3 separate regions of the Homo sapiens genome follow, and regions 1 and 2 are each linked to region 3. A link is a contact called in ENCODE Hi-C data. All regions are on one chromosome and are shown on one strand. The core of a region is the stretch at or near the end of the contact, and the rest is flanking DNA. Distances in the headings are between cores, read along the strand shown. Region 1 holds the start of KRAS (KRAS proto-oncogene, GTPase). Region 2 holds the start of ETFRF1 (electron transfer flavoprotein regulatory factor 1). Region 3 holds the start of FGFR1OP2 (FGFR1 oncogene partner 2).

Region 1 (3,513 bases), core at 608-3,107, 1.7 Mb before region 3:
ACAATTAGAAAACCTGTCTGTTTTGATGGATCTCAAGATTTAAGAAGGCTTAGACTTCAGCTATAAGATGCACATGCCACTGTGGGAGGCCGAGGCGGGCAGATCACGAGGTCAGGAGTTCTAGACCAGCCTGACCAACATGGTGAAACCCCCGTCTCTACTAAAAATACAAAAAATTAGCCGGGCATGGCAGCAGACACCTGTAATCCCAGTTATTCGGGAGGCTGAGGCAGGAGAATTGCTTGAATGCAGGAGGCAGAGGTTGCAGTGAGCCGAGACGGCGCCACTGCACTCCAGCCTGGGCAACAGAGCAGATGGAGACCATCCTGACCAACATGATGAAACTCTGTCTCTACTAAAAATACAAAAATTAGCTGGGCATGGTGGCGTGCACCTACTAGTCCCAGCTACTCGGGAGGCTGAGGCAGGAGAATTGCTTGAACCCAGGAGGCGGAGGTTTCAGTGAGCCGATACCGCGCCATTGCACTCCAGCCTGGGCAACAGAGCGAGACTGTGTCTCAAAAAAAAAAAAAAAAAGGAGATGCACATGTTTAAGTCTATTTCAGGCGGTTAGCTGGTGGATTGCTACAATTCCTCTGTAAGTTTAAAAAATCATGTAAGTGCTGTTTTGGAGTACTGTAATAACTCTTGAGATGTAGAACACATCTGCAAAATGAGGGTAGTATAAAAGAGACGAGGGGATGAGGGTAATACATAAGAAATAGGGGAAAGGACAAGAACAGGTAAATTAAACTTCAAGTACTATTTTTGCTATTGCTGTCTACACTCAACTAGCAAGGAAAAAGCCTTGCTTCTGCTCTGCGGGTTTTCTTCGGGTTTAACTTGACCAAGCAAAACAGACCATCTGGGATTAACTTTTTCCTTTTCACTGTAGGTCACAGGCTCTACGTGTAGGGTGTTGGCCACCTGTTCTTCCACCATCTCTACCTCCACCTCCTCCTTTGTGGCCACAGCAATGTCACAGCCCATACATGGGGGAGGGGAGCATTCAGGAACTCGGAGGCAGATGCATTTTTTTCCAAACACAATAACCTCAAACAGTGGTCTCTAAGCACTTTCCTATGCTCTTCCAAAACGTGACCTCCCCTCTTACTCACACATCCCCTACACACGGAAAAGGACCACTATCCGTCCAGCCTGCGCTCGAGGGAGAAGTTTATACCTTCGTCCTAGAGATGCCAAATGCAGCAGGGAAGGCTGGACCGAGGCAGCCGAGTGCTGGAAAGGGAGGCAAGAGGTGCGGGAGCGGGGAGAGGGGGAGGGGAGGCCGGGGCGCCGCGGGAGTAACCTCCACCGCACCCCACCGCTCCGAGGGGCAGCCGGCCCGGCCCGAGTTTCTCCCCAGAAGCCTCCAGCCGCGGCTCTCGGGGAGGAGGAAGGAAGGGGTTCCCCGTCCAGGAAGCAGCACCAGCGGCGACCGCCTCCAGCCTCACCCTCCTCAGCCCCGCACCGCCCATTCCTCACTCCCCGCGCCGCCGCGTCCGCGCGCCTCCCCCCTGCAGACCCCTCTCACCCAGCCCGCCCCGACCCCGCGCCCGCGCCCCCCACCCGCCCCTCCGGGGACCCCTAATTCATTCACTCGCCGCCGGCCCCGCCCGGCGCCGGCAAAGAGGGTCGGGACCCGGGCAGGGGCCCAGGAGGGGTGGTCCGCTCCGTACCTCTCTCCCGCACCTGGGAGCCGCTGAGCCTCTGGCCCCGCCGCCGCCTTCAGTGCCTGCGCCGCGCTCGCTCCCAGTCCGAAATGGCGGGGGCCGGGAGTACTGGCCGAGCCGCCGCCACCTTCGCCGCCGCCACTGCCGCCGCCGCTGCTGCCTCCGCCGCCGCGGCCGCCGCCTAGGAAAATCGAGCTCCGAGCACACCGATGAGTTCGGGGCCGGGCGGCCGCAGAGGGCAGAGCTATCGATGCGTTCCGCGCTCGATTCTTCTTCAGACGGGCGTACGAGAGGGAGCGGCTGAGGGCGGTGTGGGAAGAGGGAAGAGGGGGAGGCAGCGAGCGCCGGCGGGGAGAAGGAGGGGGCCGGGCCGGGCCGGCGGGGGAGGAGCGGGGGCCGGGCCGGCGGAGGAAGGGGTGGCTGGGGCGGTCTAGGGTGGCGAGCCGGGCCGGCTGGAGAGCGGGTCTGGGCGGCGCCTTGGCGGGAGGAGGGACTGCCGGACCCACGCGGCGGCCCGCCCCCTGCCTAGCCGCAAGGCTGTCCCCGCAGCCGCCAATTCTGACCCGGAGCGGGACCGGACCGCGGCGGGCTGTGCGGATGCCACCAGGGAGACGCCGCGAGCGGCCACGCCGCCCCGCTGACCGGTCTCCACAGAGAAGCTGCGAAGAGCACCCCGCCACCCTCAGGGTCGGCCTATACTGGCGCGCATCCATTTACTATCATTGACTGCATGTAAATAAACAAGCAGTCACCAAAAGTGGGAGGCGACTTCGGGGACTTAGGGAGACCGGGCGGACGATTTCCCACACCGGGGCTGTCTGATCGCCGCCCCGATTATTATCAGCCTCAGCACTTGGGCTGGGAATTTAGCCCCAGGCCCAAACAAACACGACAGACCCTTTCAACGCTAATCTTCTCGGGTCAGGAGGCTTGTGATATTTTGCTATCTTTCTTGATATTTTGAACCCATCACAAGGTCTCTAAACAGGGACTTCGCTTATACCCAGGGCCCCTGAAATCACAAACAAAAGACAACTGTTTTTAAGTAGAGATGGCCTTGGTAGTTTAGACCTGAGGAGAGTCATTCAAACATTAATTAGAAGACAGATTAATCAGTTAAAGTTCGTGGAGTTAAGACATTAAACAATGGGGCAATTAAACATGCTAGCATACCCGGAGTCTGTGTTGATAAACTACCTAGAAATGTATCTTGGGAGAGTCTTGAGGATTGAGGGCTGGAAAAGCAGCGCCTGTACCTGATAGGATCGCCCCTCCTCCGAGACTTTCAGTTCCATTCCTCTAGTCCACATCATAAACCACCAATAAAGCTGAATTTAAATCCCAGCTATTATGTCTGTTAACCAAGGCTTTACATCAACTGTCATCCTTTCCTTTCTACTCTTACACGGGCTGTAATCTGCAAGGTTTATTCCAGTCTCCCCCTCCTAGCGCCAGGTGGAAGGGGCAGAAGAGAAAAGTGAAAGACAGGGAAGGGGAGAAAATGTGCCTACTCTATGTTAAGTACAAGCTAAATCTTTTGCACTTATCGTATCATCTTATTTAATCATCACGACAACCTTATGAGGTAAAATACTTTTTACCGTTTTACAAATGACGAAACAGATTTAGAGGTTAAAACGTTGGCACAAGTTCACATAGTTAAAAAATGGAGTATACTTCATGTCGGATCATAGTCACTCTACTCCCAGATCATCAGTGGCCCTCATTCCACTTGACATAAAAGCAAAATTCTTCTCAAAAATCCTACATGGCCTTAAATTATTTGATATCCCCTACCCTCTTCTCTGAACTCTCATCCTACTGTTCTCCCTTCCTTACT
Region 2 (3,151 bases), core at 59-2,558, 1.7 Mb before region 3:
CTCTTGCTTCAGCCCCCTGAGTAGCTGGAATTACAGGTGCGCGCCAACACGCCCGGCTAATTTTTGTATTTTTAGTAGAGACTGGGTTTCACCATGTTGACCAGGCTGGTCTCGAACTCCTGACATCGTGATCTGCCCGCCTCGGCCTCCCAAAGTGCTGGGATTACAGGGGTGAGCCACCGCGCCAGGCCTCCACTCCCTATTTCTTCCCACCATATGTGGAAAACTCGTATTTATACTTTAAAACAGGTTGAAAAGCACCACTCTCCTTCCCTTGTTTCCCCTCACTGAAATTTCATCATTTCCAACTGTGTGTTACCCCATTTTAGATGCTTCAATTGTTACAGTTGTAAAGCTGTATTGTAATTAATTTGTTTAATCTGTATCCTATAAGCAGAGTTGTCGTCATGTTCTTCTTGGTATTCTTGGCTTCTAGCCCAGTGCCAAGTACAAAGAATGCACTCCACATTTTTCCCTTAATTAATGAATTAAATAAGTAATTACATTCTCCACTTCCTCTGGTTTTAATTATAGAAAATGTCTTGATGGAAACCACATTTAAGAAAATCAGAGATACTCTCATAGCTACATGTTGGCCTGTCTCCTTGCTGAAAACATGGCAGTTGAGGAGTGCAGAAAAACAAAATGAGAAGCCTTATCATATTTAACTAATGCAGGATGAGAACCTTGAATCACAAAACAATTCATATTCCCACAAAAGACGACATAAAATATTTTTTCAAAGCAGAGTAAATTGCATTAGCTTTTAATTAACTGCTGGAGAAGTACTAAAACATTTCCGCCAAGTTGCAATAAGAAAATTTAGTGGGAACGTCTATCACTACTGAAAGTTACTAGGTTGGGACCAATTTTCAAGCTTAGCAACATTCGAGATCAGGATACCGTGTGACAGCTTTGACCATCTCCCGTTTGCAGAAACTGGTTTGGGACTCCTACCTGTCCGCCTGGTCCAGGTAAGGAAAGCCATTGCTGAGAAGAGGGCCGACCCACCCCAAGGTATGAGTTATTTCCCAAACCGACCCGCTTCGCTGTAAAATATGACTGGCTCTTGATTACATTATTTAACACTGGTGAAGCAGAATCAGTGGTCGCCCCTCCACCTGTCTGCCTCATTTGCCTTGCTCACCATTAAGAGTCAAGCTCCACTGCAGTAGTCCGCAGAGTCGGAGCAGAAATTGTGTGGACAAACGCTCCCGGGTTGCCCGGACGACAGGCCCCGCCCACTTGAGCTCCAGGAAAAGAGCGCAGCCGCGCGGAGGCTCTTCCGGCCGGCGCCCCGCCCCCTTTACTGACAGGTTGCCCACCTCCCCCAACGCCACCCCGCTTCGCAGTAGACGGACAGAGGAGTCGTAGCGGTCGAGGCTTTTGCGGCTCCGGCGTGCCGGAAAGTGCGTGAGTGCCGCCGCCGGGGAGTTTTGTTCCATTTCCCGGATCCTGGGGTCTGGAGGCGAAATATGCTCTGGGCGAGGACCACCGGGTGTGGGAAGAGGGTTCTGAGCGTCTCCTGACGTTGACGGTTTATTTCCTAGAGTGTGTTGGGTCTTTCTGTGAGGGTTTCGAGAAGGAAACAGGCATGCGACTGGTTCATGCAGCGGACACCCGGTGGGAGGCCTGGGCCTCTGCGGTTTAATCCAGCAGGGGGATGGGGCTCATTCCGCAATTTAAAGAGAGAAATAAGTTGGCTCCAGAGGGTTGGTTATTTTAAGATTAATGACCTTCGGATTCTTCTTTCTGCTCTATTGTTTACTTTCTGTGCAGCGTACGCGTCCTTTTTCCTAAGAGCGCCCTAAACAAGAATTGAAAATGAAGCAATTCCTGGCTAAAATATTCCTTAACATGAAGATCGCTGAGGCCCCAAAGACTCATTAGTTTCCCGAGGTCACAGACTAATTTTACTAACCACACAACCTTTAGAATTTCAGTCTCCTCCCACATGAAGAAACGCCGGCACCTTACACCGACAGGAAAACTACAATTAAGTGAGGCTGTTCTCCTCAAGCCCGACTGAGTTCTCTGTAATTGTAGGGCATACCTACACCCTGTTTTAGCATTATGAGACCTGAAATACTTTTAAATTACTGGCACCATTTCTCATCTCTGAATTATAAGTTTATAATGCTCTATCCCTTCCAGTGTTATTGACTACATGCATTATTCATAGATAAGTAGTAGGACTAAGCTAGTCTTTGTGGGTTAAAGTGTTATTATCCCTATTGTAACCTGTAACTATTATAGGTTGTGTAATAGTTATTAGCATTTTACATCCATATCCTGGTAGCAAGATAAAAACATTTTAATAGCGACTTCGTACAGAGTTCTTACTCAGTTTACCATAGCTGTTTGATATGAAAGTTAAGGCTTCCTTTTAAATTAGTTTCAGTAAAACTAATGTTTAATGATAAAACACCTCAGTCAACTCAAGTTAGGATTCATCGGGGTAAGGAGATAGTTCAGTAATCCCAAGTTACCTTAAAATAGTGGGCTTTTAGAGGAAAGGCTTTACTGAAGCTCTCACTGTATCTACCCCATGGGGAACAATGATTAACAACTTTGGCCACCACATAACCCCCAGTAAAATGACAATTTTCCATTAGCCTGGAACTGGAACTGGTTAAGTCCTAACTCCTTAGCCTAGAATGACAGGGGGAAAAAACTATCAATGGGGACTGCAACCGCTGTCTCATCCAGCGCACACATCCAAGTTTTCAGAATAATAGGGGGCTTCTCTTAGTCCTTAACTCTTGGCTCTTTACTTAAAACAGTAACCTCCATGACTTCATGCAGAGTTCAGGAGCAGCCTCAGGGCCCTGCTGAACTCAAAATTGTTTATTCACTACATTGTGAACCCAAGGAGACCTATTTCTCTTAGTGGCTAAAGTAAACCTAAATGCTTCAAGGTCAACTGCATAAAGATAAACTGCATTGCCTGGTGTGGTGGCTCACGCCTGTAATCCCAGCATTTTGAGAGGCCAAAGTGGGTGGATCACGAGGTCTGGAGATGGAGACCATCCTGGATAACACAGTGAAACCCCGTCTCTACTAAAATAATACAAAAAATTAGCCGGGCGTGGTGATCAGCACCTGTAATCCCAGCTGCTCTGGAGGCTGAGACGGGAATCGCTTGAACCCG
Region 3 (3,081 bases), core at 484-2,983:
ATTCTGCCATATAAGGGCAGTGATCCACAACAAACACTGTTTTATGAGATTCAGAAAAAATCTTCATTTTGTTTTAACCTGTAAGGGGAAAAACATATTAGCCAAATATTTGTACATAACATCTTACATTTTTTCTAATTTTCTCAAGAAGATTGTCTTTCCCTCAAGAAGACTTGGTAGGGAACATGAATAATATGTTCAAAGAAATCTGTCCGACAAAGGACAGTTTAATGAGGTCATGACCAGAAAGCAAGGGTATCAATACACCATATTAGGCTGTCACTCTACCAGGCCCAGACAAAAATACCAGTGCATGCATTTTTGGTTTTGCTTTTAAAATGAACTTAAAATTGTCAGAGGGAAACATTTTGACATTTAATTGTATTTGATTCCCTTACATATACGAAACATAAGTGACAAAGACTCTTGAAATACAACTTTATGATCCTTGCTAATTGACATTAGTCACATATAAACCCCAAGCCAGCATTTTTGCACTTCCCTCCAAGAAAAACGTTTGAAGGGGGACTGGCGGGTAGGGGTGCGGAATTAACAGGAAAGAGGAGTGACAGCAAAAGAAAAGGCCAAAACAAAGATAAACATCTCCTAAGATAACCGCACATCAGGTCTTCGCCTTAGGATAAGGACCCCAACTTCACACTCTCCCCTTAGCTTTTGAAACATCACAGTAATTTACCAGGTAGAGCAGAAAAACTTAGTTGTTACCATCACACTGGTGTGTAGAAGGAAATTTAAAACTTTTAAAACTTTTTCTTATTAAAACAGAGCATACGGTACTCCCCTGCTTCGCTAACAAAATCTTATACTGAATAGACAATCCACATTCGAAAAGCACATGGCAAGCAAAGCCAAAGTGTTAAATCAAAACGAACTGATTTCTTACGATCCAGCTATTTTCACCTCTTGCTTTCAAGACGCATCTCCCCTTCATGCAAAACTCTCTTTGAGAAACCTTCTAGACCCACTTTGCTGGAGGGTGGGGGGTGGAAAATACAAGGTGAGTGGATAGGGAAGACCTCAGGATCGAGGTTCGCTTACTTTCGTGCCTGGTCCTGCAGTGAAAACGAACAGAGGCTATGGACCACAGCCTCTCTGGAAAAGGCTGCTGGCTGGGCGGGGAGAGTCAGCGCACAGTCGGGAGTGTCTGGTGCCACAGACAGGGGACTATGCTTTCCCCGATCATCTCCTAGCACACCGGTCCTTCCCAGGCTTCCTAAGAGCAGGAGCGCGCGTGCGCGTGCACACACACACACGCACTCGGGCTCGCGCGTGCGCACAGCGCTCTCCGATAGCCCGGCCAAGCCTCCCTTCCCCCTCGTAGGGCCAGGCGTCCCAGTCGCCGAACAGGAAGAGGGCGGGGCCAAGGAGGAAAAAAAAAGCCTCCACCCCTCGAGATTTTCCACCCGCTAATTTTCCCAGTCACCCATTGGGAAGCAGGATCTGGGCGACCTGAAAGCCTCCCCAACAGCGAAGTACCAACCACGGCCCCCTAAGCGTACGACCCACCCACCCGGTCTCCCCTTCTCTGTCTCTCCACCCAGGCCGGTTTCCCCTGGAAAAACTCGCGAGACTTTGCGAGAGGCCGAGCGAAAGCCTGGGAAGGGAGGAATAGGGAGGGACATAGAAGGGCCCCGCCCTGCCTTCTGGGGCAAAGCGGAGAGTGGTCGGTTCTGCCCCACAGTAACGCGAGGAAAGAAATCTCGCGAGGCTGGAGTTCTCCGGGAGCGCCGGTCGGAGGCGGTCGGCGGAGGTGTCTACCCCGCCGGTGATGGCGTTGAACGCCACTGGCTTCCCGGCCTTCCGTCCGCTGCCTCCGTCCGATTCTGCGTCTGCTTGCTGAGGAGGCGGATTAGGGGGGCGCGGAGTCTCTTCCCTTGAGTGCATAGGTCCCGGTTGGTAGAGGGTTTGAGTCCGCATCGCCACAGCTGAAGGCTGCGAGGGACTAAGAGCAGAGTAAGTGGACTAAATCCAGGGACGGGAGCAGGGGTGGGCGAGTCGGAGGCGTCCTTTGCCGGGGCAGTCCTTCGCCGGGGCCGGTGCCTTGCGCCTCTTGAACCACCGGCGCCCGGCCCTGTCCGCTTCCCGCCGCGGGCTCCCTGCTCCTGGGAGCCGGACTTCCTCTCCGCGCCCCCCGACTCCGAGCTCCTCTTAATGGAGATGCGGTGCGGAAAGTTCAATGAAAAGCCTTGGCTCTAACCCTGTGGACACACCTTCCGTATCTGCTTTCATCCTGCCTTACCCACCTGCGAGTTCACCACCGGACGGGGGACCCTTTCAGTCACCTGTTTGCAGCGTTTAATGAAGATAACTTGTTTCTTGAAACTGCTCTCCAAGGGGTATTACTCTTTTCTGGTTCTCTTCCTGCCTTTCTTCTCTATCCCATCTCTGATAATGGTTCCAGTATCTGTCCTGCTATCCGAACTAGAAAACCAGGAATCATCATTGGTTCTTCATTTCCACTTAACACTGCACTGTATTATTTTTTTTTTCGCCAGAATTAGTGCGGTTGCCCCCTCTGCCCCCCGCCCTCCACTGGTTTCCCTACTATAATCCTTCCATAGAGTTATTCTGAAATACATATTTATCTCTGTCCTTTCCTTAAACTTTTTAGTAACCGTATTGCTGACAGCATCAAATCCTAATTGTTAAGCACATCATCATTCAGGATCTTTTACAGTCTGCCCCAATCCATTTTACCTTTTAGTCCTGCTTTAATATCCTACCATACAAGACTATACTGGCTATTTCCCCAAACATGCCATGCGCTTTGACAGCTCTGTACTTTTGTACGTGCGGATGTCTAGGATGTTTACTGTTCCTCTATTTTACCACCTGTCAAAACCCAATTCATAAATCATTGTCTTCTCAGACTCCCCCAGGTGACATTGATACCGCTGTGCTCCCAACGCATTTGAAACTTTTCTTCTGCAGTATTTATTAGGTTGTATTATTTGTTTCTGTCTCTCCTGCCAATTTGAACCTGGGTCTGTCTGGAATCATGTCTTACTCATCTCTGAGAAAAAGTCCAGTACTTGGCACATAGCAAGCATTATTTATATA

Evidence for each region. A loop is a pair of places that touch in the nucleus more often than their neighbours do. Pooled maps may share reads with other maps.
Region 1: a loop to region 3 is called in a map of CD8-positive, alpha-beta T cell, with 25 times the contacts of the local background. The contact joins the promoter of KRAS here to the promoter of FGFR1OP2 in region 3. A Hi-C loop is called at or near these places in 1 of 168 maps with a recorded cell type or tissue (CD8-positive, alpha-beta T cell), 2 of 37 single-sample maps with no recorded cell type and 9 of 50 pooled maps.
Region 2: a map of B cell shows a loop between it and region 3 (6-fold over the local background). The contact joins the promoter of ETFRF1 here to the promoter of FGFR1OP2 in region 3. A Hi-C loop is called at or near these places in 3 of 168 maps with a recorded cell type or tissue (B cell, CD8-positive, alpha-beta T cell and naive thymus-derived CD4-positive, alpha-beta T cell) and 8 of 50 pooled maps.

The regions. Positions count from the first base shown.
Region 1 is chr12:25,249,072-25,252,584 of GRCh38, forward strand. KRAS (KRAS proto-oncogene, GTPase) reads right to left here and starts at 1,858. Exons shown (of 5, transcript NM_004985.5): 1 at 1,680-1,858. RefSeq lists silencers at 1,459-1,508, 1,569-2,418.
Region 2 is chr12:25,193,929-25,197,079 of GRCh38, forward strand. ETFRF1 (electron transfer flavoprotein regulatory factor 1) reads left to right here and starts at 1,309. Exons shown (of 3, transcript NM_001001660.3): 1 at 1,309-1,409. DNAI7 (dynein axonemal intermediate chain 7) reads right to left here and starts at 1,232. Exons shown (of 16, transcript NM_018272.5): 1 at 1,148-1,232. The coding sequence starts at 1,150. RefSeq lists an enhancer at 1,550-1,669.
Region 3 is chr12:26,936,737-26,939,817 of GRCh38, forward strand. It overlaps FGFR1OP2 (FGFR1 oncogene partner 2), which reads left to right and starts at 1,734. Exons shown (of 7, transcript NM_015633.3): 1 at 1,734-1,974. It overlaps INTS13 (integrator complex subunit 13), which reads right to left and starts at 1,245. Exons shown (of 17, transcript NM_018164.3): 1 at 1,060-1,245; 2 at 1-78. The coding sequence starts at 67. RefSeq lists enhancers at 1,550-2,059, 1,788-1,837, 2,060-2,568 and a silencer at 2,098-2,167.